2 separate regions of the Homo sapiens genome follow, and region 2 is linked to region 1. Evidence: read pairs that join two places in POLR2A ChIA-PET (ENCODE). Cell type or tissue: MCF 10A. All regions are shown on one strand. Links, peaks and the distances in the headings refer to the core of each region. The heading gives the core; the rest is flanking DNA.

What was found. Peaks named below come from ENCODE experiments on the same cell type or tissue, not always from the same donor. Only the 100,000 strongest peaks of a DNase experiment are listed, where the experiment ranks them.
Region 2: POLR2A ChIA-PET joins it to region 1 with 6 read pairs; 1 of 35 experiments calls an interaction of 5 or more read pairs at or near these places.

Annotation. Positions count from the first base shown.
Region 1 is chr5:134,564,920-134,573,583 of GRCh38, reverse strand. It overlaps JADE2 (jade family PHD finger 2), which reads right to left. Exons shown (of 12, transcript NM_001388185.1): 9 at 7,004-7,468. Among named protein-coding and RNA genes, the nearest start is that of JADE2, 44 kb to the right of the region's middle. In MCF 10A, for the core only: no CTCF peak of the experiment used is centred there; DNase peaks (open chromatin) are centred at 4,653 and 5,373.
Region 2 is chr5:134,249,337-134,265,541 of GRCh38, reverse strand. No RefSeq gene overlaps it. Among named protein-coding and RNA genes, the nearest start is that of PPP2CA-DT, 31 kb to the right of the region's middle. In MCF 10A, for the core only: no CTCF peak of the experiment used is centred there; DNase peaks (open chromatin) are centred at 9,911 and 12,661.

The DNA.
Region 1 (8,664 bases), core at 66-8,065:
CTGGGGACCTTGCTATGGGTGGAGGCAGTGCCAGGGGCACAGGCTACCGCCACAGCCTATCCTGCCCAGAACATCTGCAAAACAATTCCCAGACCCTGAGCGCATCCTCAGCCCTGTGCTGCATGTCTCGGATCCAAAACCTAAGGCCAAACACAGCCTCAGCCCTGTGGTCCCCGGCTGAGCCAGAGCAGCCAGGGAAAAGCATCTGGTTAGGTCAACCCGGCATGCCCACCTTCCTCCTCTGAGTCTTACCTTCCTGGTAAGGTCAGCCAGGCTGCCTCCCAAGGCCCTGCCAACATGGTTGCTGTCCTTTATAACCACAGTGCCCGCAGACTCATCAGGGTCTCACCAGGTCACCAACCTCATCCCTCTGCCTCCTGTCCAAGGCCTTTCTTTCCCAGCAAAGAAATTCTTCAGACATAAATGGCATGGCAAAAACTAACACTTGTCCTGAGCCACAAATGGCCCCGGTACTTGCAGCCAGAGAGAACGCCATTGGAAGAGCTTTGAGCAGAAAGTCCTAACCCACCTGTGCCCAGCCTGCAGCCAACCCATGTCTATCCGCTGCACTGGGACCTGAGCCAGGCTCACGCCATGCTGGCCAAGGCTTCCACATCTACACAGCCACCTTCACTCTGCCACAGTGACAGAACTCCTCAGCAGAGAGGGTAGAGGCCTCTCTGACTGCCTCAAGGCCAGCTGGGAAGAGCCCCTTGGGGCCTTAGACACCAGCTTGCTAAGCTCATGGGACATGGACCCTTCTTATAGGTGGTCCCACAGGAAGCACCTGCAGGATGGACCATGCTACTGCCTGCCCACCTGGCACCTTACCCCAGTGGGCCATCCCTCCCTGGCTGCTCTCAGGGCAGGCCACACTTCTGAAGCCAAGACCAAGCCCCCTCCCTTGAGACACTTCCTTGGTCTTCAGCACAGGATGGAGACTCCATTATCAGGGACAGTTGGCCAAAGCTGCTCAGCTTGAATCCTGGGTCCCACCAGGGTCTTTCCAGCTGGGACCAGGCTGTTTCCCGTTGGGTTCCATCTTCAAGGCTGAGTTCAGCCTTCATGTCCTTAAGCTGGGGTGACCTCTGGTTCCAGACCCCCTGCCTGTTGGCATAACCATTTCTCCCAGTCCGAGGGCAGCCAAGATCAGACCTCTCTTCTGCGTACGGGTATCCTCCGTTCTTTCCTGAGCCCAGCCGTGAAGGATGTACCACAAAGGTGGCTCCAGCCTCAGGCCTCCACACGATGTGCTCTGCATGGACTCTCCGTGGCCTTCCACGCTGGTGTGTGCGCCCTCAGCTCGAAGACCGTGAGCACCAGGCCACCCACCTCTGAGCCTCAGCTCCGCCTATCCCTATGGCCAGTACCACTCCGGGGGGCCACCCTGGGCTGCAACCACCGGTCCCACCCTACTGGGATGAACCACCTTCCTGTCAAAACTTGGACCTCCTGAAAACCACCTTCCAACCAGCCTCCTTCCCCCACACCCTTAAGCACTGGCTACAGCTCTGTGGACTTGCACTGTGTGGGGCCCTGGACTCAAGTGAGCAACGCCGCTGGGGCCCCTTTCTTCTCAGGGGAGGTAGGTGCTGACCAACTACTGACAGGACCAGGTGGCTCCGACCCACACTTGGGGGTGCTGAGCAAGGCGTCTTGGACACACAAGCAGCCAGTGGGAGTGGGAGTTGATCACACGGCAGGGCAGAGCCTGGGAACGAGGAATCCAAGCCAGGCCAGGCTGGGGGAGGCAGAGCAGAGCCTCGTGGCAGGAATCTGAAGGGAGCAGTGAGGAGTGTCGGGGCTGGCAAGGGAGGAGGCCAGGTGCTGAAGCTTGACTGAGCCAGGCCAAGGGAAGCCAGGATTGGATTTTCTTTTTTTTCTTTCGAGACGGGGTCTCGGTCTGTCGCCTAGGCTGGAGCGCAGTGGCACAGTCTTGGCTCACTGCAACCTCGGCCTCCCGGGTTGAAGCCATTCTCCTGCCTCAGCCTCCCACGTAGCTGGGATTACAGGTGCCTGCCACCACACCTGGCTAATTTTTGTATTTTTAGTAGAGATGGGGTTTCACCATGTTGGCCAGGCTAGTCTTGAACTCCTGACCTCCTGATCCGCCCACCTTGGCCTCCCAAAGTTCTGGGATTACAGGCGTGAGCCACCGCGCCCGGCCCAGGGCTGGATTTTCACAGAGTAGTGAGACACTTCCCTTCTCCCCTTAAAACCTCCAGTGGCTTCTGTACGGGATTGAATAGTGTTCCCCCAAATTCATTTTTACTGGGACCCTTGCAATGTGACCTTATTTGGAAATAGAGTCTCTGTAGATATAAATAGTTAAGATGAGGTCATACTACATTAGGGTGGGCCCTTGATCTACTATGAGTGGAGTCCTGACACAGGTGCCTACAGGGAGAAGGCCATGTGACCTGGCAGAGGCAGAGGCCAGACAGATGTCCGCAGGCCAAGGAACAGCAAAGATTCCTGGCAACCACCAGAAGCTGGGAGGCACGGAGAGACTCCCCCGCAGAGCCTCCGGCAGGAACTAATCCTGCTGACACCTCAACCTTGGGCTTCCAGCCTCCAAAACCATGAGGATAAATCTCACCATCCAGCTGGTGGCACACGGGCAGGCCTAGGAAACTAACAGGGATGCTGGGCATGAGATGCCGGTGGCCTTTAAAAGGGACTTGGTGTGGAGCTCAAAAGGGAGGGGCAGCCAGCACCCCCACGTGGGGCAAAACTGTGGGCAGCCGTGAAAGACAGTGGAGCCTGAGGTCTCCAGCCCTGGGAGTGAGCAGTCAGGGGAGAGCAATGGATGACCATTGAGGCCAAGGAGCAGCCAGAGAGGGAGGGGGGTAAACCAGGACCTCAGGGGGGACCTGGTCAGAGCATCACAGAAAAAGGACTCCAAGACTAAGGGCAGGTCTGATTGTGGCAGCCGCTGCTGAGAGGATCGGGGGATGGAGAGGTGGGCAGGGAGGCTGCAGGCAGCCCAGGTGGCAGGCTCTGGGATGTGGCGGAAACCCGGCCAGAGTGGGCAGCAAGGATGCAAATACCATGAGGGATGACAGGAAAGGAGAGATGGGGGTGGGAGCGGAGGAACCCACGACTAGAGGGAAATAGGGAGGGAGGATTCGCTTTTGAAGATGAGAGAGGGTTGAACAGATTCAAATATTGGTGGAAAAGGACCCGCAGAGGGGATGAAGAAAAGACAGACTCGTCAGCTGCAGGTGTGGGCTGGAAAAGAGCCCCTGTGGGGGAAGGAAGACAGGAGGGAAGGGAAGAGAATGGACCGAGAGGCTCGGCTGGCAGAAGTTAGAGGCCCTGGTATGAGGACAGAGGGGACGCTGTCCTGAGGGAGGCAGGGCTCAGCATGTGGGCAGCAGGTATGAGGTGGGGTGTGCGGCAGGGACTGCCCTGCTCAGCGCTATGGGATTTCTCCTGGTGGAGGGAGTGGCTCTTACTGGGTGAGGCTCTGCCAGGGTTCTGGCCTCAGTGAGGGACAAGGGCTGGGGCATAGCAGGCCAGTGCCATACAGGGAGTGAGTGAAGAAAGCAGGACAAAGAAGGGTGGAGGGCCTGGGAGACAAGTGAGCAGGGAGAGCAGTAGACTGCAGGCACGGAGCAGGATGTGGCAATTTCTGGGCTACTGACCTGGGAGCAGCTGGAGGTGGTGACTGGGCTTGGGTGAGGCAAGGGCACTAATGGGTTGGGGGAGCCCTAGAGATGGAAGGCACAGGGGCAGAAGAGCCAGAGGTCTGCAGGCTGGAGCTGCCCAGGACAAGGTTGGCTTTGGTGGGAGGCCAAAGGGACCACCATCCAGGCACTGAGGCCAGGACCCACTTCCTTCTGAGCCTTTCCCTCCTTGGGAAGTTGTCCCATATCATCCTCTGGGCAGGTGTGTGTCTCAGAGCCGCCTCCACCCTCTTGGCCTCCTCCTCAGGCCAGGTCAGGCTCCCAAATAAACTCCTGGTGACCAGAGCCAGAGCCACAAGCAGCAAGTCCCTGCACAGCCTGCTTGTCAGCACGGTTGCTAGGGGACACCAGCCGGCACTTGTCGGGCTGATCAACAGTGCTGCGATTTTTGTCAGCCGTAAATAACTCTGGGAGGCTGCAGTGGCCATGCCTTCCGAGCGTCCGCTGGGGCCGAGGCCCAAGGCTGAAATTTTAGGAAAGCACATCTGGTTGACCATAAAATGGGATTTCATGCCGGCAGCAGCCCCGGCTCCTGTTTCTCTCAGCAAAACCCCTGCCTGGCTGAGGAGGAACGAATCAATCTGGGAGGATGCTGGGTTCCCAGGCCCTAGCACTGGGCCTGCCCTTTTGGTCCTCTGTGGAGCCCACCCTCAGAGCGCACGGGCTGGCCTCCCTTCTTCTAAGAGCCAAATGCTGAGGGGCCAGGACAGTAACAACAATCACGGCCAACAATGGAGGGCACTGTGCTAAGCTTTGTCCCCCACATGCACTGTGACCCCAAGGTCAGTCTGATCCTTATTCCCATTTTACAGACAAAGAAACTGAAACTCAGAGAAGTAGAAACTGAAACAAAGAAGGTATAGAGCTGGGAGTGCAGGAACTGGATGCAAAGTCAGGCTACCAAGGCCTCGACCTCAAGCCCTGCCCCATCTTCCGATGATTCCTGCCCAGGCTGGCTTAGTGCCCAGTTACAGGCTGGATACTCCCGGCTGCTGGCACTGGGCCACGGTCCGAGACTGGGCCCGCTGGCCAGGCCACCAACCACCATGGGCCTTTGCAGAAAGCCTGCCCCGTGGCAGGGTTCTTGTCGCTGTTCATTCACCCAAGTTGCAAATGTGTGACCTGGAAAGGCCTTGAGGCTGGGCCGCTGATGGGGGTCAGCTTGGCTCATGGTTGTCCCTCCTCGGCCCTGCCAGGGCTGTGCATGCCCCTGCCCTCATTGAAGCTGGTGCCCGCCAGCCCAGCTTGGTGGCTGCTCAGAAAGCAGCATTTGACAGGGCCCCCTGAGCCGTAAGAGGCTGCACATACTTCAAAATTGGCCCTGCTTCCTCTTCCCAGAGGAGGAGTGGGACGGTTCACACCTGACTCTGGAGTGTTCTGGCTCCCACTGCAGGAGTCTCTGCAGCAGCTCTCATTCCCCGGAACCCCAGAGCCCGCCAACCTCAGCCCCAGGCTCCACCTGAACCAGCCAACACTGGGGTGGGAAGATTAGGGGACTGAAAAAGGGATGCTTTTGCCCAGGAAATTTACAGAATAGAGAATAAGCCAACAACTCCTTTTCTGCCCCCGACTGAGGTCCAAATTCAAGCTCAAAACCCTTGGAATGGAGTTCCTCTAAGACTTCCTGTTATTCGTCTCTCCGAGCCCCAGTTTCCTCATCTGCTCAGCAGGGCTGGGAGGATCTTCCTCAAGTCTCTTTTTCCAGGATGATGACTACATAAGTGAGTCAAGCCCTTGACCTCCCTGGACAACCCAGCCAGGGACAGACACATGGGCTGACCAGCACAGAACAGAGAGGTCAGTTCTGAGGGGTTGTTTGGGAAACAGTAGGAGTAAAAGCAGGTGTTTCCACTGGAGATCCAGCGGGTGGAGACATGGTGGCCTAAAGAAGACTCTGGAAGCAGCTTCGGTCCCAGAAGGTCTTACACCTGATGCCCCTGCCACATGTGACAGGAGGCTGGGCTGGCCAGGAGGTGGTGGCTGCAATGTAGGTAGCCTTGCCCTCTGTCCTGGCTGGAGCCAGGGACATCTGGTTCCTCCCACCTCCACCTCTTCCTTCTGGCCTGGTGGCAAGCTGGCTGCCAGGCAGTGAGGGCTCTCTGGGGGCAATAGGTCATTTCCCTCTTGAGCAGGCAGCGCAGATGAGTGGGAAGGAGGGGATTGGGGAAGCTGGGTCCAGTGCCCCTTCCCTGACAGTACAACACCCCTGGAGATGTTCTACCCATTTTACAGCCTTGCCCACTGCGATGCAGATAAGAAAAGCAGGCGCCTTGGGTCACACAACGTTCCCTGCATGCTCCTGCCCAGGGCTATTTCCTGACAGGACCCAGGGAGAGGGTGAGCATGTATGTCTGAACCCAGGGGAGACACTGTGACACGGTCCCATATGCTCTGGAACCCTAGAAATGTCCCAGAGAGGAGAGACCAGAACAGCCTGTGGGGTTCAGAGGACTGGAAAAGGATCCAGAAATCCTGCTTCATTTCACTCAGCCCCCTGGACCAAGCCACCGTCACCTGTTTCCCAGCACACAGCTGGGGGTGGTTTTCAGCCAGCCCACCCATTCCAGACTCTGGGACTTCTCCTCCAGGGAGTGTTGGGTGCAAGTCCCAGCCACAGTATGTCAGTCCCTCCTTAGCACTTCTGCAGCTTCCAGACACACTGTGATCCACCAGCCCAGTCTCGTGCGATCCACCAGCCCCTTTCACCTCTTCCTTCCACTCCACCGTTCCTTGAGTCCACCCTGTCTCCTTCGTGCCTCTGTTCTGTTTGCCCAGCACCCCACGGAGCCGCGTTTACCCATCTACCCTGCCCTGGCCCGGCACGTGCCTGTTTGGCTGCTCCTGGCTCTTGATGCCCCTGGCTTTCAGCATGGGTTACGGGGACAGCTTGGGAAGCTCCAGTTCCTCCTCTGCCTCAGATTCTCAATGCAAGCTCATGTGTTAGGACCAGGCGGGGCCCACAGAGGCAAGCAAGTGCCAGAAGCCTAGGTCCTCGCCCTAGCTCTGGTGCTCTCAGCCTCATGACCTTGGCAGGGCCCCCACCATTCACCAGGCCTGTGACAGGGCTAGGACAAGAGGGACTCGGAGACTCAAGAACTGGACTCTTCTCTGTTCTGTAAAGTGTCAGTCACCCCCATACTCTTTGGGACCTGAAAGCCCTCAGCCCCTTGGCAGGCTCCTGCAGCAGGGCCGGTCCACCAGAGCTCACAGTTTGAGTCCTGGTGAGTCCTAGCTGCTCCAGGGCAGTGAGTGTGGCATGGAAAGGACTCCTGGACCCACCAGGCAGGGGGTGGGCAGGCGGCATGGGGACTCACCCTCTCTAGGTCCTGCCGCAGATGGGTGAAGAGCTTCAGGCGGCGGTAGAGGACGTCCTGCTCCTGCTGGGCCAGGTTGTCCACCTCGTCGGTCTTGGGGGTCAGCAGCGGCTGGTTGGCATTGGCTTTCCTCTTCAGCTTCCAGTACTGGTAGATGAAGTCGACCAGTGCCTCAGCCAGGTCCAGCCGCTCAGCCACCTCAGCCGGCTCCACCAGCTCGTAGAAGTCCTCCTCTAGCTGCTGCAGCCGCTGCTTGCGCAGGGTCACCTTTTCCAGGTCCTCGCCAGCCTGGCTGGGTTCCGTGGGCTCAGATGTGGGCTCATTACGTGGGCCCCCGTCACTGTGCTCCTGGCAGAATGACTTGAACTTGACCTCATCGTTGTCTGCTAATATAGTCCGCATTTCCAGGCCGTGGTCAAAGGCGCATGTGACATGGAACGCTGTGACGCAGGAAGGCATGGAACACTGAGGGGAAAGGAGGGGCAGGATCAGACATGGAGGGAGCCTGGTGGGAGGGGAGAAGACAGAGGGGCTTCCCCCAGGGCTCTACTGAGAATGCGCAATGCTGGAGAGAACCTAAACAGAATGGCATGGGCTCCCAACCTCCTGTGCAGGATGGGAGTTACGGCAGGGGAGGAGGAGGAGCTCTGGGGTGCCTGGAAAGGTAACCCATTCAACACCACATGCTTTGGGGAAGTCAATCAGAAGACGGTTGAGAAACACCTCTGGGGACAAGCTGCATTTTTTTTTTTTTGAGACAGAGTCTCACTCTGTTGCTAGGCTGGAGTGCAGTGGTTCCATCTCACCGCAACCTCCGCTTCCCAGGTTCAAGCGATTCTCCTGCCTCAGCCTCCCAAGTAGCTAGGGCTACAGGCATGCACCACCTAGTTTTTGTATTTTTAGAGATGAGGTTTCGCCATGTTGGCCAGGCTGGTCTCGAACTCCTGACCTCAGGTGATCCACCTGCCTCGGCCTCCCAAAGTGCTGGGATTACAGGCGTGAGCCACCGTGCCTGGCCTCAAGCTGCATTTTTGTGTGGGCAAAATGACTTTGGCATCACAGAGCATCAAGAGAAAGGCTGATGATGGGTCACTGGCTCATCTAAGATGGGGACTGTGGTCCCCTTTTTGTCCTCTGGGAAGAGGGGCTGGACTTAGTCCCCTTCCCTCTCCTTTCATCCAGACAGCTTGAGGCCTGACCCTCTCTCTTAGCCTTGGATGATGATAACTGTGTCAGCAATCACGCACCCAACTATTATGACTGCTGATGCTGCACTCACAAATCCTTTTGAAGGTCCGTGGATGGGTGAAGGCACAACTAACGTTTACAATGACAACTCTGTTCCTAAAAGATGAGGGGGACAAAGGATGACTCCCCCCTGCACTCCCAAACTATAGACCTGAGGCATCAACATCCCTTGGGAGCTTGTTAGAAATGCAAGTTCTCAGCTTCACTCCAGACCTACTGAGTCAGAGCCTCTCAGGAGTAGGCCCAGCAGTCTATGTTTACCAAGCCCTCCAGGTAATTCTGACGCATGCTAGACTTTGGGAATAGGCTTTGCTAAAGACAGACTGGTACAGCCCTTCCAGTGTCAGGACAGTCTATTAGCTTAGCTAGATGAGAAGTTTGATTCCTAACCCCTAACGCGTCAAATTCAATGT
Region 2 (16,205 bases), core at 4,923-12,922, 310 kb after region 1:
GCATCCCATCATGCCTGACCAACTTTTTTATTTTTTGTAGAGATGGGGTCTCGCCATGTTACCCATGCTGTTCTCAAACTCCTGGGCTCAAGTGATCATCCTGCCTCAGTTTACAAAAGTGCTGAGATTACTGCCATTCTTATAGCTATGTCATGTTCTAGTGCATGACTATAATACAATTTCTTTATCCAATCTCTAGTTGATGCACATTTGAGTTGTTTCAATTATTATGATTAAGGCTGCCATGAACTTCCTTGCACAAGTATTTTTGTGGATCTATGCCTTCGTTATCCTTGGAAAAATACTTAGAAGTAGAATTGTGTGGTCATAGGGAAAATGTATGTTTAAATTTAGGGGAAATTACCAAACAGTTCTCTAAGATGAGATAATTGTTTACACTCTCACCAGCAAAGACTGAGAGTTCCAGTTGCTCCATAGCTTTATAAACATCTGATATTATCACTTTATCCAATCTAGTGGGTGTATAATGGTACCCCATTGAAGCTTTTTTTAAATCGAAGTTTTAATTTGCATTTTCCTAATGAATAATGATGTTGAGCACCCTTTCACATGCTTATTGGCCATTCTTATGTCTTTTTTGTTTGTTCAAATACTTTGTACATTTTAAATTGGATTTTTGTTGTTGTTGTTAATTGTTAGTGGTTCCTGATACATTCAGGACACAAGTTTTTGGTCACACATACGCACTGCAAATATTATCTCACAATTCGTGGTATGTCTGTCTATTCATTTTCTTAACAATATTTTTTCTTTTAAAGGCATAAACTTATATAAAATAAAATGCAAGGGCCCTAACTATTTAACTTTATGAATTGTGGCAATTAAATATACCCATGTAACCACCACCCAAAGCAAGATATAAAATAATTACATCTCCCCTTATCCTCCTTTCAGCCAATGCCTCCCATCAAAGGAAACCAGTATCTGACATCTATCACTAAAAGTTAGGGTTTTTTTGTTGTTGTTTGTTTGTTTTGTTTTGTTTGTTTTTTGAGACAGAGTTTCGCTCTTGTTGCCCAGGCTAGAGTGCAATGGCACAATCTTGGCTCACTGCAACCTCTGCCTCCTGGGTTCAAGCAATTCTCTTGCCTCAGCCTCCCCAGTAGCTGGGATTGTAGGCATGTGCCACCACACCTGGCTAATTTTGTATTTTTAGTAGAGATGGGGTTTCTTCATGTTGGTCAGGCTGGTCTCAAACTTCTGACCTCAGGTGATCTGCTCACCTCGGCTTCCCAAAGTGCTGGGATTACAGGTGTGAGCCACCACACCTGGCCCCATTTACATATTTACTATATGTTTCCAGTTAGATAAAGTTCAAATACAAATAAAACTAACCTCTGGACTCTTTCAAACTCCTGACCTCGGGTAATCTGCCGGCCTCGGCCTTCCAAAGTGCTGGGATTACAGGCATGAGCCACTGTGCCCGGCCAAAGATATTCTTCTAAAAGTCTTAAAGTTTTCCATTTACATTTAAGTCCATAATACATATAAAATTATTTGTTGTGCTTGGTATGAGGCAAGAATTCAGTTCCTCTTTTTCTGTGTGGCTTACCAATTGTCCCAGTCTCATTTATTTAAGAGTCTATCCTTTCCCCACTTATTGTCAATACCATTTATTGACAATACCATCATATATTAAGTTTCTGTACATGTGTGGGTTTTTTATGCTCTTTATTCAGTTCTACTGGTCTTTTACCCTTACACCAATTCAATGGTGTCTTAATTACATCTTTAACGTGAATCTTGATGTCTGGTTAGACACATGCTTCTACTTTGTAATTACAACTTTAACATGAATCCTGACGTCTGGTTAGACACATGCTTCTACTTTGTTCTTCCTTTTTTTTTTTTTTTTTTGAGACAGAGTGTTGTTCTGTCACCCAGGCTGGAGTGCAGTGGCACAATCGCAGCTCACTGCAACATCCACCTCACAGGTTCAAACAATTCTCCTGCCTCAGCCTCCTGAGCAGCTGGGACTACAGGTGCCCACCACCATGCCCAGCTAATTTTTGTATTTTTAGTAGAGATGGGGTGTCACCATATTAGTCAGGCTGATCTCGAACTCCTGACCTGTTGCGGGAAGTCAGGGACTCTGAACTGCCTAGTGGAGCTGTGAGAAGAGGGCCACCATCCTCCAGACCCCAGAATGGTAGATTCACTTGTTATGGGAAGTCAGGGACCCCTGAACGGAGGGGCCGGCTGAAGCCGCGGCAGAATGACATAAATTGTGAAGATTTCATGGACATTTATCACTTCCCCAATCAATGCTCTTATAATTTAATATGCTTGTCTTTACTTTAATCTCTTAATCCCATCATCTTTGTAAACTGAGGATGTGTGTCACCTCGGGACCCTGTGATGATTGCGTTAACTGCACAAATTGTTGTAAAACATGTGTGTTTGAACAATATGAAATCTGGGCATCCTAAAAAAGAAGAGGATAACAGCGATTTTCAGGGAACAAGGGAGATAACCATAAGGTCTGACTGCCTGTGGGGCCAGGCAGAACAGAGTCATATTTCTCTTCTTGCAGAAAGCAAATAGGAGAAATATCACTGAATTCTTTTCCCAGCAAGGAATAACCCTGGGAAAGGAACGCATTCCCAGGGGGAGGTCTCTAAAATGGCCACTCTGGGAGTGTCTGTCTTATGCAGTTGAAGATAAGGGAGGAAGTACACCCTGGTCTCCTGCAGTGCCCTCAGGCTTGCTAGGATTAGGAAATTCCAGCCTAGCGAATTCTAGTCAGACCAGTTGTCTGCTCTCGAACGCTGTTTCCTGTTAAGATGTTTATCAATGACAATGCGTGCCCAGTGGGACATGGAACCTCACCAGTAATTCTAATTTTGCCCTGGCCTTGTGATCTTGCTCTGCCCTTTGCCTTGTGATCTTTTATTGCCTTTTGAAGCATGTGATCTCTGTGACCCACTCCCTATTCGTACACTCCCTCCCCTTCTAAAATCCCTAATAAAAACTTGCTGGTTTTGTGGCTTGGGGTTGCCATCACAGTCCTACCAATATGTGATGGCACCCCCGGAGGCCCAGCTGTAAAATTTCTCTTTGTACTCTTTCTCTTTATTTCTCAGACCAGCCAACACTTAGGGAAAATAGAAAAGAACCTACTTTGAAATATTGGGGGCTGGTTCTCCCAATACTGACCTTGTGATCCACCTGCCTTGGCCTCCCAAAGTGCTGAGATTACAGGCGTGAGCCACCACACCCAGCCTCTTATCTCTTTTCTTTTCTTTTTCTTTTTTTTGAGACAGAAAGTCTAGCTCTGTAACCCAGGCTGGAGTGCAGTGGTGTGATCTCAGCTCACTGCAGCCTCCGCCTCCTGGGTTCAAGCGATTCTCCTGCCTCAGCCTCCCGAGTAGCTGGGATTACAGGCATGCGCCACCACACTCGGCTAATTTTGTATTTTTAGTAGACACGGGGTTTCTCCACGTTGGTCAGGCTGGTCTCAAACTCCCAACCTCAGGTGATCTGCCTGCCTTGGCCTCCCAAAGTGCTGGGATTACAGGTGTGAGCCACCGCGCCCAGCCCATCTTTCTTAAATAAGACACAAAAAGCAAAAGCAAAAAGGAAAAACCAGTGACCAAATTTAACTGTACTTGGGCCCGGTGGTGCATGTCTATAGTCCTAGCTCCTCCAGCACCTGAGGTGGGAAGATCGCTTGAGCTCAGGAAAGTCAAGGCTGTAGTGAGCTGAGATCACACCACAGCACTCCAGACTGGGGAACAGAGGGAGACTCTATCTCAAAAAGAAAAAAAAATTAACTATATTAAAATTTAGGACTACTCTTCATACCAGAAGAGTAAAAAAGTGAAAAAGCAAGTCACAACTGGGAACTTAGAGAATTTACATAACTTATATAATTATACCTCAAACACATGGTGAATTCCTAAAAATCCACAAAGAAAAAAGACAACATACCGCAAAGAAAAGTGAGCAAAAGATAGATATGTCACAAAAGCAAGAAAGTGAATGGCCAAAAATATGAAAAAAAAAAAAAGCCTCAGCTTTATTAGTAAGCAGGGAAATGGAAATTAAAACCACAGATTCTAGTTTTCATTCTCACCCAGTTGGCAAAAGCTTATTGTCAACACCAAGTGTTGGTGAGGACATGGGGCAATGGAAATGTTCACACTCTGCTGGTGGGAGTGTAAATTGGGAAGACTACCTGGCATTATCTAGTAAATTGTAGATGGGCACATCCTGTGACCAACCATTCCTCTCCTTGGTTTTTATTCTGGAGAAAGTCTTGCACATGGACTTCAGGTGACATGTAAGGATGCTCCCAGCAGTGTTGTTTGTTACAGCAAAATCTGGAAACAGTCCAAAATCCATCAATAACAGACTGGATAAATAAACTGTCATGTATTATTAATATATATACACACAGACACAAACATGAATGAATTATATACACCAACATGAATAAATCACAAACAGTTTTCATAAGAAGAGCAAGTCACATTATGGTTCCACATATTTACGTTAAATACATACAAAACTAAATATATTTTAAAATACACAATATATGATTTGATTATAAAAAAAGCCAAGGAATAATAAATACAAAATTCAGCATAGCAGCCCTGTCTGTTGGGAATGTGATCAGAGAGAGCATACCTGGAACCTCAGTGTTACTGGTAATGTCATGTTTCTTGAGTCAAGAGTGCAAGGGAAGGCTGGGCACAATGGCTCATGCCTGTAATCCCAGCACTTTGTGAGCCTGAGGAAAGTGCATCATTTGAGGTCAGGAGTTCCAGACCATCCTGCCCAACATGGCTAATCCCTGTCTCTACTAAAAATACAAAAATTAGGCGTGGTGGCACGCACCCGTAGTCCCACTACTCAGGAGGCTGAGGCACGAGAGTCGCTTGAACCCGGGAGGCAGAGGTTGCAGTGAGCTGAGATTGTTCCATTGCACTCCAGCCTGGGCGACACAGCGAGACTCCATCTCAAAAAAAAAAAAAGTGCAAGGGAACTTGTTTTATTATTAGTCTTTAAATATGTTAATTGTATTTTTGTCGATATTATTTTTCACAATAGTATCTTAACAAAAACAAATCTTACAAGCTACAGGGGTTGTGGGGCAGGCAGTGGGAAGAGATGGGCTTAGTTAGTAGTCAATACAAGAAGTGCAAGAATCTTCTAACTCATTCCTCTAGGTGATTAGTAACCTTCTGTTTCACTTTTTAATTTAAAATTTTAGTTATGTATTTTTCTTATGAAATATTTCATAAATACAGAAAGGTATAGAATATCATAATCACCTATGTGTCCATAACCCAATTTAAGGTGTAAGGCTTGGCCAAGTGCAGTGGCTTACGCCTGAAATCCCAGCACTTTGGGAAACCTGAGATGGGAGGATCACTTGAGGTGAGGAGTTCGAGACCAGCCTGGGCAACATGGTGAAACCCGGTCACTACTAAAAATACAAAAATTAGCCAGTTTTGGTGGGCACTGTGTGACCCAGCTACTTCAGGGACTGAGGATGCTTGATCCCAGGAGTTGGAGGTTACAGTAAGCTACGATCACAGCCTGCACTCCAGCCTGAGCCATAAGATGGAGACTCTGCCCCAAAACAACAACAAAAAGGTCTAAGACTTTACAAAAATAGTGGAAGCCCTTTGTGTAACCCTCCCTCATTGTATTCCCTTTCCTGCATCCCCAGTAACCACATTTCTGAAATTTGTACCACTCCTTTCTATGCTGGTCTTCCTACTTTTACTGACATATGCATGTACCCTTAAAGGTTCGTATTGCACTGTTAGGCATGTTTGGCATTTTATATACATGGAATTATGGCATCATTTGGTCCTATCCTTCTGCAACTCTTTTTCCCAATGTTATTTTTAAATTTTTATTTAGAGACAGGGTCTCACTTTGTCACCCAGGCTGGAGTGCAGTGGCATGCTTACAGCTCATTGCGGCCTGTAACTCCTAGGCACAAACGATCCTCCTCCAGAGCAGCTAGGACTACAGGCACGTGCTACTATGTCCAGATAATGGTTGGATAATTTTTCTTTTCTTTACTTTCTTTTTTTTTCTTTTCTTTTCTTTCTTTTTTTTTTTTTTTTTTTGTAGAGACAGGGTCTTGTTGTGTTGCCTAGCCTGGTCTCAAACTCCTGGGCTCAAGCCATCCTCTTGCCTGGGCTTCCCAAAGAGCTGGAATTATAGGTGTGAGCCACCATGCCTGGCCCCCAATATTTTTCTTAATGTTTGTCCATGTTGATGTGGCAGGATTCTTTGTATCCAGTTTTAATTTATGTTTCCAATCCCCCAACATTTTACAAACTTTTTGTTATGGGAAATTTCAAACATATACACGAGTAAACAGAATCTCATAATAAGATTTTCATAATTCCTCCTGTTACTCATCACCCAGCTTTAACAGTTATCAACACGTGGTCAGTTTTGTTTCATCTATTACCCAATTCATTTCCCACCCTCTTGTATTATTTTGAAGTAAATTCCAGACATCACATAATTCTTTCCTAAATATTTCAATATGTGTTTCTAAAAGCTTAGGGTTCTTTTTATAAAGATATAATCACTTATCACACCACAAATAATTAACAGTTTCTTTTTTTGAGACAAAGTCTCGCTCTGTGGCCCAGGTTGGAGTACAGTATCCTGATCTCGGCTCACTGCAACTTCTGCCTCCTGGGTTCAAGAGATTCTCTTGCCTCAGCTTCTTGAGTAGCTGTGATTCCAGGCGTCTGCCACCATGCCCAGCTAATTTTTTGTAGTTTTAGTAGAGACGGGGTTTCGCCATGTTAGCCAGGCTGGTCTCAAACTCCTGACCTCAAGTGATCTGCCCGCCTCAGCCTCCCAAAGTGCTGGGATTACAGGCGTGAGCCACCGCACCCGGCCAACAGTTTCTTAATATCATCAAATATCCAGTGTTCAAATTCCCAAATTTCTCATGTGTCATTTTTCACATTCTGTTTGAATCAAGTCTTTATTTTTGTTTTGCTATTGTTGTGTTTTTTTGTTTTTTTGTTTTTTTGTTTTTTTTTTTGTGAGACAGAGTCTCGTTCTGTCACCCAGGCTAGAGTGCAGTGGCACAATCTCAGCTCACTGCAACCTTTGCCTCCCTGCAACCTTCACCTCCTGGGTTTAAGTGATTCTTGTGTCTCAGCCTCCCAAGTAGATGGGACTACAGGCACACACTACCATGCCAGGCTAATTTTTTGTATTTTAGTAGAGATGGGTCTCTACTAAAGTCTAAAGTTCTGGTCTCAAACTCCTGACCTCAACAATCTGCCCACCTCGGCCTCCCAAAGTGCTGGGATTATAGGCGTGAGCCACCGTGCCTGGCCAAGTCTTTGTTTTATTTATTTATTTTTATTTTATTTTTAACTTGCTGATATGCTACCCCATGCTGAAGATCTCACTCTAGTGAAGCGCAGTTTTCTCACTCCATTGATGGGTTAAGAATATAGACTTCTTCAGGTGGCTTGTAGGACCCAAGAGCATTTTCCACAAATGCCTGGTCTGTACATCACTGAATTTCTTTTTCTTTTTTGAGATGGAGTTTCGCTCCTGTCGCCTAGGCTAGAGTGCAATGGCGCGATCTCGGCTCACTGCAACCTCTGCCTCCTGGATTCAAGCGCTTCTCCTCCCTCAGCCTCCTGAGTAGCTGGGATTACAGGCACCTGCCACCATGGCCAGCTAATTTTTGTATTTTTAGTAGAGATGGGCTTTCACCATGTTGGCCAGGCTGGTCTCAAACTCCTGACCTCAGGTGATCCTCCCATCTCAGCCTCCCAAAGTGCTGGGATTACAGGCGTGAGCCACTGCGCCCAGCCTCATCACTGATATTTATTAACTCTTTAATGTTGTTGGTTTTTTTATGCTTCCTGTGGTCCTTATATAAAGAGCTCCTTTAAAGTCTTTCTTCTTAACATCTCATTAGATGGTTATGCAGTTACTCAGGATTTACCATATTGAGTAAAATAAATAATACTTGTTTACTAATAATTCATGCTAAGCAAATACTGATTTCCATAATCTTACCATCATTGCTCTTCCTTAAAAGTGAAGAGTGTGGGGTGAGATGAAAGAGTGAGGAAATAACCAAATGAGATAATGTCCGGGTAAGTAGACTGTGACCTGAATGGTACTGTACAGTGCTGACAGCTTCTTAGCCTAGTCTTACATTCAGGCTCTCATCCAACATTTAGGCTGCTGCAGCGTGGCATTAGACAATGCATGTCTAATGCATGCAGTCTTGCCAATTGCTCTGTGTTGTTGGCACAGTGGTGTTTCAATGACAATTTCATTATTTTCCTTTTTTTTTTTGAGACAGAGTCTCGCTCTGTCACCAGCCTGGAGTGCAGTGGCATGATCTCAGCTCACTGCAACCTCTGCCTCTTGGATTCAAGCAATTCTCGTGCCTCAGCCTCCCGAGTAGCTGGGATTACAGGCACGCGCCACCATACCCAGTTAATTTTGTTTGTATTTTTAATAGAGATGGGGTTTCACCATGTTGGCCAGGATGGTCTTGATCTCCTGACCTCATGATCCGTCTGCCTTGGCCTCCCAAAGTGCTGGGATTACAGGCATGAGCCACCGCGCCTGTCCTATTTTCCTCTTTTTTGTAAGAATAAAAATGAGTAGAATTGGGAAAAAAAATGAGGCTGCTGGTGCTAGTGATTGGAAGCATTGCTCTCATAAGTGTGCTGAAAGAAGACAAAGACAAGCTCCTCAGAGGCACTGAGAGCAATGAATTTTTAGCCTCATCTGAACTCTTAGTCACGTGCCAGCTGACATATATTCAGTTGTTAAGAATAAAAGGAGGCTGGGTGCTGTGGCTCATGCCTGTAATCCCAGCACTTTGGGGGGCTGAGGCGGGTGGATCACTTGAGCCCAGGAGTTCAAGACCAGGCTGGGCAACATGGCAAAACCCCATCTCTACTGAAAATATAACAAATTAGCTGGGCATGGCAGTGTGCACCTGTAGTCCCAGCTACCTGGGAGGCTGAGGTGGTAGGATGACCTGAGCCCAAGGAGGCTGAGGCTGCATGGAGCTGTGATGACACCCCTGCACTCTAGCCTGGGCAACAGAGGCAAGACCCTGTCTCCAAAAAAGAAAAAGAAACAATATCTACAAATTCTAAAAATACATTGTTCAATGCGGTGATTAAAATGTGAAATATAATTGGGCATTTCATAATATTTTTAGCTTTCTGGGAATGAACTGCCCTTAACACATTTAAGCCTATTGTTTGACTTTCATACATTTGTCTTTTTGATATGTTTCAGAAACACATTATGTTCAGAAACATGGAAGGGCCCATATGTGAGTAAAACTTCCTCTCTCATAGTTACCCACAGAGTTACAACTCTGGAGATAGAGTGAGGAAACCAGCCTAGACCTATCACAAGGTTGTCATTCTCAGCCAGCCTGGAGAGAAGGGCAGAGAAGAAAGGGGGTGGGTATCTTGCCCAGGAGAACAAGCCACTTTTTCTCTGGCAGCCCAGGGCAGTCATTTCATGAGAGGCCAACCTGATGACATGTGCCCCATTCACATGGTCAAAATATGCTGTCCAGCTGCTCTGTTTCCTCATGTGGTAGGCGCTACAGGTGTCATCTTTTGGTATTTGGGTGATGCAGGAGCCTGAACAGCCTCATTTGAAGTCTTGATGACATTCAGAACCTGGCAGTGACTTAAAGTGTCATTTAGTACAAGAGAGAGGACTCCTTCAGCAGTTAGGATTGGAAGCCCAAAGGGGCTGTTTACCTCATGGCCTTGAGCATCTGCAGACAGGATCAGAGGATGCAGTATGGGCATGCAGCCTTCACCATCTGCTCTGCCTTGAATTGCAAGTATACCAAGAATGCTCATCACAACTACCTTCTCAGAAAAAGGAGGCTAGAAGTGATTCATAGCCCTATGCAATATTTTAGGTCCAATACTGTGTATTTATTTTGGCAAAAGCTTTGGGAGCACAGGAAGTCATAGTACAATGGTATCACTTGACTCTGACATCGCTAATATTACTTTTCCCTTGATAGTACACTAAACTCAGCTATGTTAAATTATATTTCACTGTATTTGCCCTCAAGAGATAAATTCTGCTTAATAGTAGGGAAATGGTCCTGGGCCTAAAATCTAGCTTACACTTTGAGATTCTTCTGTAAAAGAGAACCTCAGAGGAACAGAAACCTATAAGGATGATCATGAGCCTCAACTTTATTCAACAAACATTGGTGAATTGTATTTGAATTGCCCTGTTTGCTAACTAGAATGTGAACAGTTGTACAGCAAGGAACCAAGTTTTCTTCATCTTTTATTCCCCCATGGAACTTATGGCACTTAGCACGTAGCAGGGATTCATTAAAGCAGAGCAGAAAAGATGTGCATATAAATAATTAGAGTACAAGAAAGTAGTTAGGGATGAGAAAGAGACGGTGCATGAGCTGTGGGATCCCAGAGGAGAAGAGATGACTTTCAGCTGGAGGAACTGGAAAGGCTTCACAGGGTGGTATCAGCTAAGCTAGGTCTTGACAAATAGCTGGACCTTAACAGATTGAAATTTAGAGGATAAGAGTTATCATATATTGAACTGTGCCAGGCATTGTGCTAAGCATTTGACATGCCTAATCCAACTGAATCCTCCCAGCAACTCCATGAGAAATATACCCTTATCCCATTTTATTTATTTAGTTTTCCATAAAATTTAATAAATTAGAGATGGGTGGTCTTGCTATGTTGCCCAGGCTGGTCTTGAACTCCAGGGCTCAAGCAGTCTTCCTGCCTCGGCCTCCCAAAGTGCTGGGATTACAGGCATGAGCCAATGTGCTCAGCCTCATCATCCTATTTTAGAGCTGAAGAAACTTGTGGCTCAGGCAAATTAAGTGATTTTCTCAAAGTCACACAGCTGGTAAGTGACAGAGCCAGGATTCTACCCAGTCTGAAATAAAGGGTAGTTCTCTTTTTTTGAGATAGTTTCGCTCGTGTTGCCCAGGCTGGAGTGCAATGGCACAATCTCTGCTCACTGCAGCCTCTGCCTCCTGGGTTCAAGCGATTCTCCTGCCTCAGCTTCCTGAGTGGCTGGGATTACACGCATGCGCCACCATGCCTGGCTAATTTTGTATTTTTAGTAGAGATGGGGTTTCTTCATGATAGTCAGGCTGGACTCGAACTCCCGACCTCAGGTGATCCACCTGCCTCGGCTCCCAAAGTGTTGGGATTACAGGTGTGAGCCACCGCGCCTGGCCTAGGGTAGCTCTTAAACACTGCGCTATACTGGCCCTAGTTCTAGAAATGAATTCAGTGGTTCAGTGTTTGGAAAAATATGGACTATGTTCTAAAAGCATTTACTAGTGATATGGCTGGAGGATGGAGTATATGGAGGGTGCAGAGCAGAGGGAAATAAAGTTGTTTGGTAAGTCAGGGACAGGTCACAGAGAACCTTGCATGCTATGCTAAGGAACTGGGAGATTTTTGGAAGGTGATGGAAACATTAAATGCCTATTAGTGAAGTGGCAGGACTAGATATGTACTTTAGGAAGACAACTCAGTATGAAGGGGCGGGATGAGAAGCATAAAAACCAGTTGGGTGGCTATTGCAGTAGTGGCGCAGGAGTGAAAAGGCATGCATAGCCCCAGGAATATGTAATCCTGCAAGCCTAGTTGAGATTGTTTCATTTTAAGGAAAAAAAAAAAAAAGCTATGTTCAAAAACCTAGACTCCAAACAACATAAATTAGGGAATAATTCTTATTTTTTTATGTGATCTATATTAAAGCTTTTAAAATAAGATTTGGTTTATAAAATTTTTTGCCCATGAATCTTTAGGAACTGCATAAATTGACCTCTGTTTATATAACATTCTTTACTATTTATTTATTTATTTGAGATGGAGTCTTGCTCTGTCATCCAGGCTGGAATCCAGTGGTGCGATCTCGGCTCACTGCAACCTCTGCCTCCCAGGTTCAAGTGATTCTTCAGCCTCAGCCTCCCAAGTAGCTGGGATTACAGGCACATGCCACCACGCCCAGCTAAGTTTTGCATTTTTTAGTAGAGACGGGGTTTCGCCACGTTGGCTAGGCTGGTCTCAAACTCCTGGCCTCAGGTGATCCTCCTGCCTCAGCCTCCCAGAGTGCTGGGATTACAGGTGTGAGCCACCATGCCCAGCCTATATAACATTCTTTAAAGGAACATTGACAATCAATTGTTACAAAGGAATATGGCAAATTTCCATATATCCCTTATAACTAAAACTGTTTTTTGAAACTTAGAAGGGTGAGAGGGGAGTAAGGGATGAAAAATTACTTAATGAGCCTGATGTGCACTATTCAGGTGATGGTTACATGAAATAACCCAGACTTCGCCGCTATGCACTATATCCATGTAACATAACAACACTTGTACCCCTAAATCTATAAAAACAAAACGACAACAAAAAACCTTTTTTTACATGACTCCATGTTTTCTTCTAACCTTTGTGAATGGCACTAAATAGGTGAAATAAACCTATAAATAAAAAAGTCAAATTCTTAAAATATTTCCAACAAAACAGAAACCAGCAGCATCAGGCCTGGGGAAACTCCCATAGACTGTTGCTTCTGGACTGTGCTCTGGATGTACAAGTACTTCCCTTGTCCACTGTGCTCACTCACATTCCTGAGCTATGTGTGTAGCTCTGACACAACGTGTGACACCATGGCATTGGCTCATGACATGGAATCTCTACTTCTCCAGAGGGGAACCTTTGAGTCGTTCGTGAGGAAGCAGGTTCTCTAATCTTCCTTTCATGGAGAGTTCATTCTCATGATTTCCCACTTGAACGCGGGAGGCAGAGGTTGCAGAATAAACAAAGAATAAAAAATTAGGTTTGCTGTGAAATCTCATCACCCACTTTATGGGGTCTTCTCAGCGAAGCTAGAAACATGTCCCATTTAACTGCAGAGCCTGTGAGAGTGACAGTACTTCACATCTCTCCAGTGGCCAACGTTTTTCATTTGCTGCCTAAAACATCATCTGGATATTATAGGATTATTAATTTTAAGTATTGGAGTGATTTCATTAAAATGAGTTTTTATCTTTTAGAGATAAATATTAAAGATTTAAAGTTGAAATTACGATGCCTGAGATTTGCTTCAAAACAACACAGGATGGAGGAAGTCAGTTGGAGTGCAGACAAAATAATAATGGCCATGAGTTGATGATTGTTGAAGCTGGATAATGGGTACATGGGGGATTACTATACTATTCACTATATAAATTAGTGAATGGCTGGGTGCAGTGGCTCACGCCTGTAATCCCAACACACTGGGAGGCCGAAGCAGGTGGATCACGAGGTCAGGAGTTAAAGACCAGCCTGGCCAACATGGTGAAACCCCATTTCTACTAAAAGTACAAAAAATTAGCTAGGCGTGGTGGCAGGCACCTGTAATCCTAGCTACTTGGGAGGCTGGGGCAGGAGAATCGCTTGAACCCGGGAGGCGGAGATTGCAGTGAGGCAAGATTGTGCCACTGCACTCCAGCCTGGGTGACAGAGTGAGAGTCCATCTCAAAAAATAAATAAATGAATAAATAATTTAAAAATTAGTGAATAATTATTGGCTTTACAAAAGGTCTGCTGTTGTCTATGTTTGAAATTATAAATAACTTAAAAATGATCACTGTTTAGGTATAGAACAGAATTAGCAATGTTTAGATTTGGGGGTGAAATACTAATGAATTGTTTCTTGAAATATGTGCATGCCCAATAATTTCTCTTCTTTCTTTCTTTTTTTTTTTTTTTGGAGACGGAGTCTCGCTGTGTTGCCAGGCTGGAGTGCAGTGGTGCAATCTCTGCTCACTGCAACTTCAGACTCCCTGGTTCAAGCTGTTCTCCTGCTTCAGCCTCCCGAGTAGCTGGGTTTACAGGCACGTGCCACCACACCCAGCTAATTTTTTTGTATTTTTACTAGAGACGGGGTTTCACCATGTTGGCCAGGTTGGTCTTGAACTCCTGACCTCAGGTGATCCGCCCGCCTTGGCCTCCCAAAGTGCTGGAATTACAGGCATGAGCCACTGCACCTGGCCAGTAATTTCTCTTCTTAATAAATAGTACACTATTCAATCCACCTACTGTCTCCAAGCCTGCACTAACTCTGTACAGCTGTGATTAGTTGTGGATGCATTTGTCTGTGCCTTTTATCTGTGTTCTTAGAGCTTTTTTACCTCTGACTTCCCTTTCATTAGATTAGTAACCTCATTGCGGCAGGACTTTCTATTTAACTGGCCCCTCACCCTATGGCTGTAAGTACTATGATGTCTCAAGTATGAGAAAATAAATTGTTAAAGACAAGATATGAGATCAAACAGTGTAAGTCAACATTTTTCAAAAGGCTGGCAAAGGGATAGTGATTATGTAAATGTTGGTTTATGTGTCAGAAACATCTGAGTTCAATTCAGTCACCGACAGTGATTCCCTCTGAAGCTCGGGAGAATGTATCACACTTTTTCTTCCTGTAAAATAGAAATAATCTAGTCTCAGGGTAGAGAAGTGAGAGGAGAGAAATAGGAGAGAAACAGGGTTGGGGATGGCAGCCATGTTTTCCAGTGACCCAGTTATTCCCAAGTGGTGGGGACCATGGACCTATCCTCAGGTGGCTGTGTCCACCATTGTTGGTCTGTCTCTTATTGGTGTGCGTCTTCTGAGTAGGTGAACTTGCCACCATAAGTCTTCTGAAGCAGCTGTAGCCCATTTTCCTCTTTTAGCATAGAGTTGTAGAAAATTTTATTGTTGGCCGAGTGTGGTGGCTCACATCTGTAATCCCAATGCTTTGGGAGGCCTAGGTGGGAGTATTGCTTGAGGCCAGGAGTTCAGGATCAACCTGGGCAACATAGTGAGACCACCCTCACATCTCTATAAGAAATTTTAGGCTCGGTGTGGTGGCTCACACCTGTAATCTCAGCACTTTGGGAGGCTGAGGTGGGTGGATCGTTTGAGGTCAGGAGCTCGAGACCAGCATTATCAACATGGTGAAACCCTGTCTCTACTAATAATACAAAAATTAACCGAGTGTGGTGGCACACACCTGTAATCCGAGCTACTCGGGAGGCTGAGGCAGGATAATCGCTTGAACCCAGGAAGCGGAGGTTGCAGTGAGCCAAGATTGCACCACTGCACTCCAGCCTGCACGACAGAGTGAGACTCTGTATCAAAAAAATAAATAAATACATAAGTAAAATTAAAAAAGAAAGAAAATGTTATTGTTGAGAAAGATCATAGCATTATTTTAAAGGTGATCCAAAGGCTCTGAGTGTGCAGGAACTTGCTCAAGGTCATAGTTATGCACCGAGGCTCAGACTAGAAGCCAGGTCTCCTCAACAGTTCAGTATATGAGACAACTCTCTGCCTCCACCCAAGTCCTAGAGACATTCCTTGGGGGCCTATTTTGAGGATCTTAGGCTGATAGGAATCAAGGGATAGGTTAACAGCTGCCCTATATTGAGAACTATAATCTCTAGTTTTGGCTTTCAAAAAGAAGTGTAGAGAGGGTGACTTATCTCTTAAGCAACCTGCTAAAATGACCGAGCCAATTGCTGTGGGGGAAGGGTGATGTCATCTTGTCCTTTCTGGCCTCCACACTGAAACTGGGAACTACTCTCTTGGTAAGGAAATAAAGGAGGAAGTGAAGAAGATTCATCATTGCTTAAGGAACCTGATATGTGAGCTAGGATTCCCTAGCTTTCGGCTGAGGCAACAGGGCGAAACTTTCTCACTCACGTGTTCTCAGGCCCCAGCTGAGAAGGGATGGAGCACTGCTGGTTGTTGGGGCTGGCCCATTCACCTGCGCAGTCTGAGCAGCTTGTGGGAATTCTAGAGATGTCAGATCTTCATGGCCGGGCGTGGTGGCTCACGCCTATAATTCCAACACTTTGGGAGGCCGAGGTGGGAGGATCACCTGAGGTCGGGAGTTCGAGACCAGCCTGACCAACATGGAGAAACCCCGTCTCTACTATAATGCAAAAATTAGCCAGGCATGGTGATGCATGCCTGTAATCTCAGCTACTCAGGAGGCTGAGGCAGGAGAATCGCTTGAACCTGGGAGGCAGAGGTTGCAGTGAGCCGAGATCACGCCATTGCACTCCAGCCTGGGCAACAAGAGCGAAACTCCATCTCAAAAAAAAAAAAAAAGAAATGTCAGATCTTCTCTGTTTGCATTGTTCAATA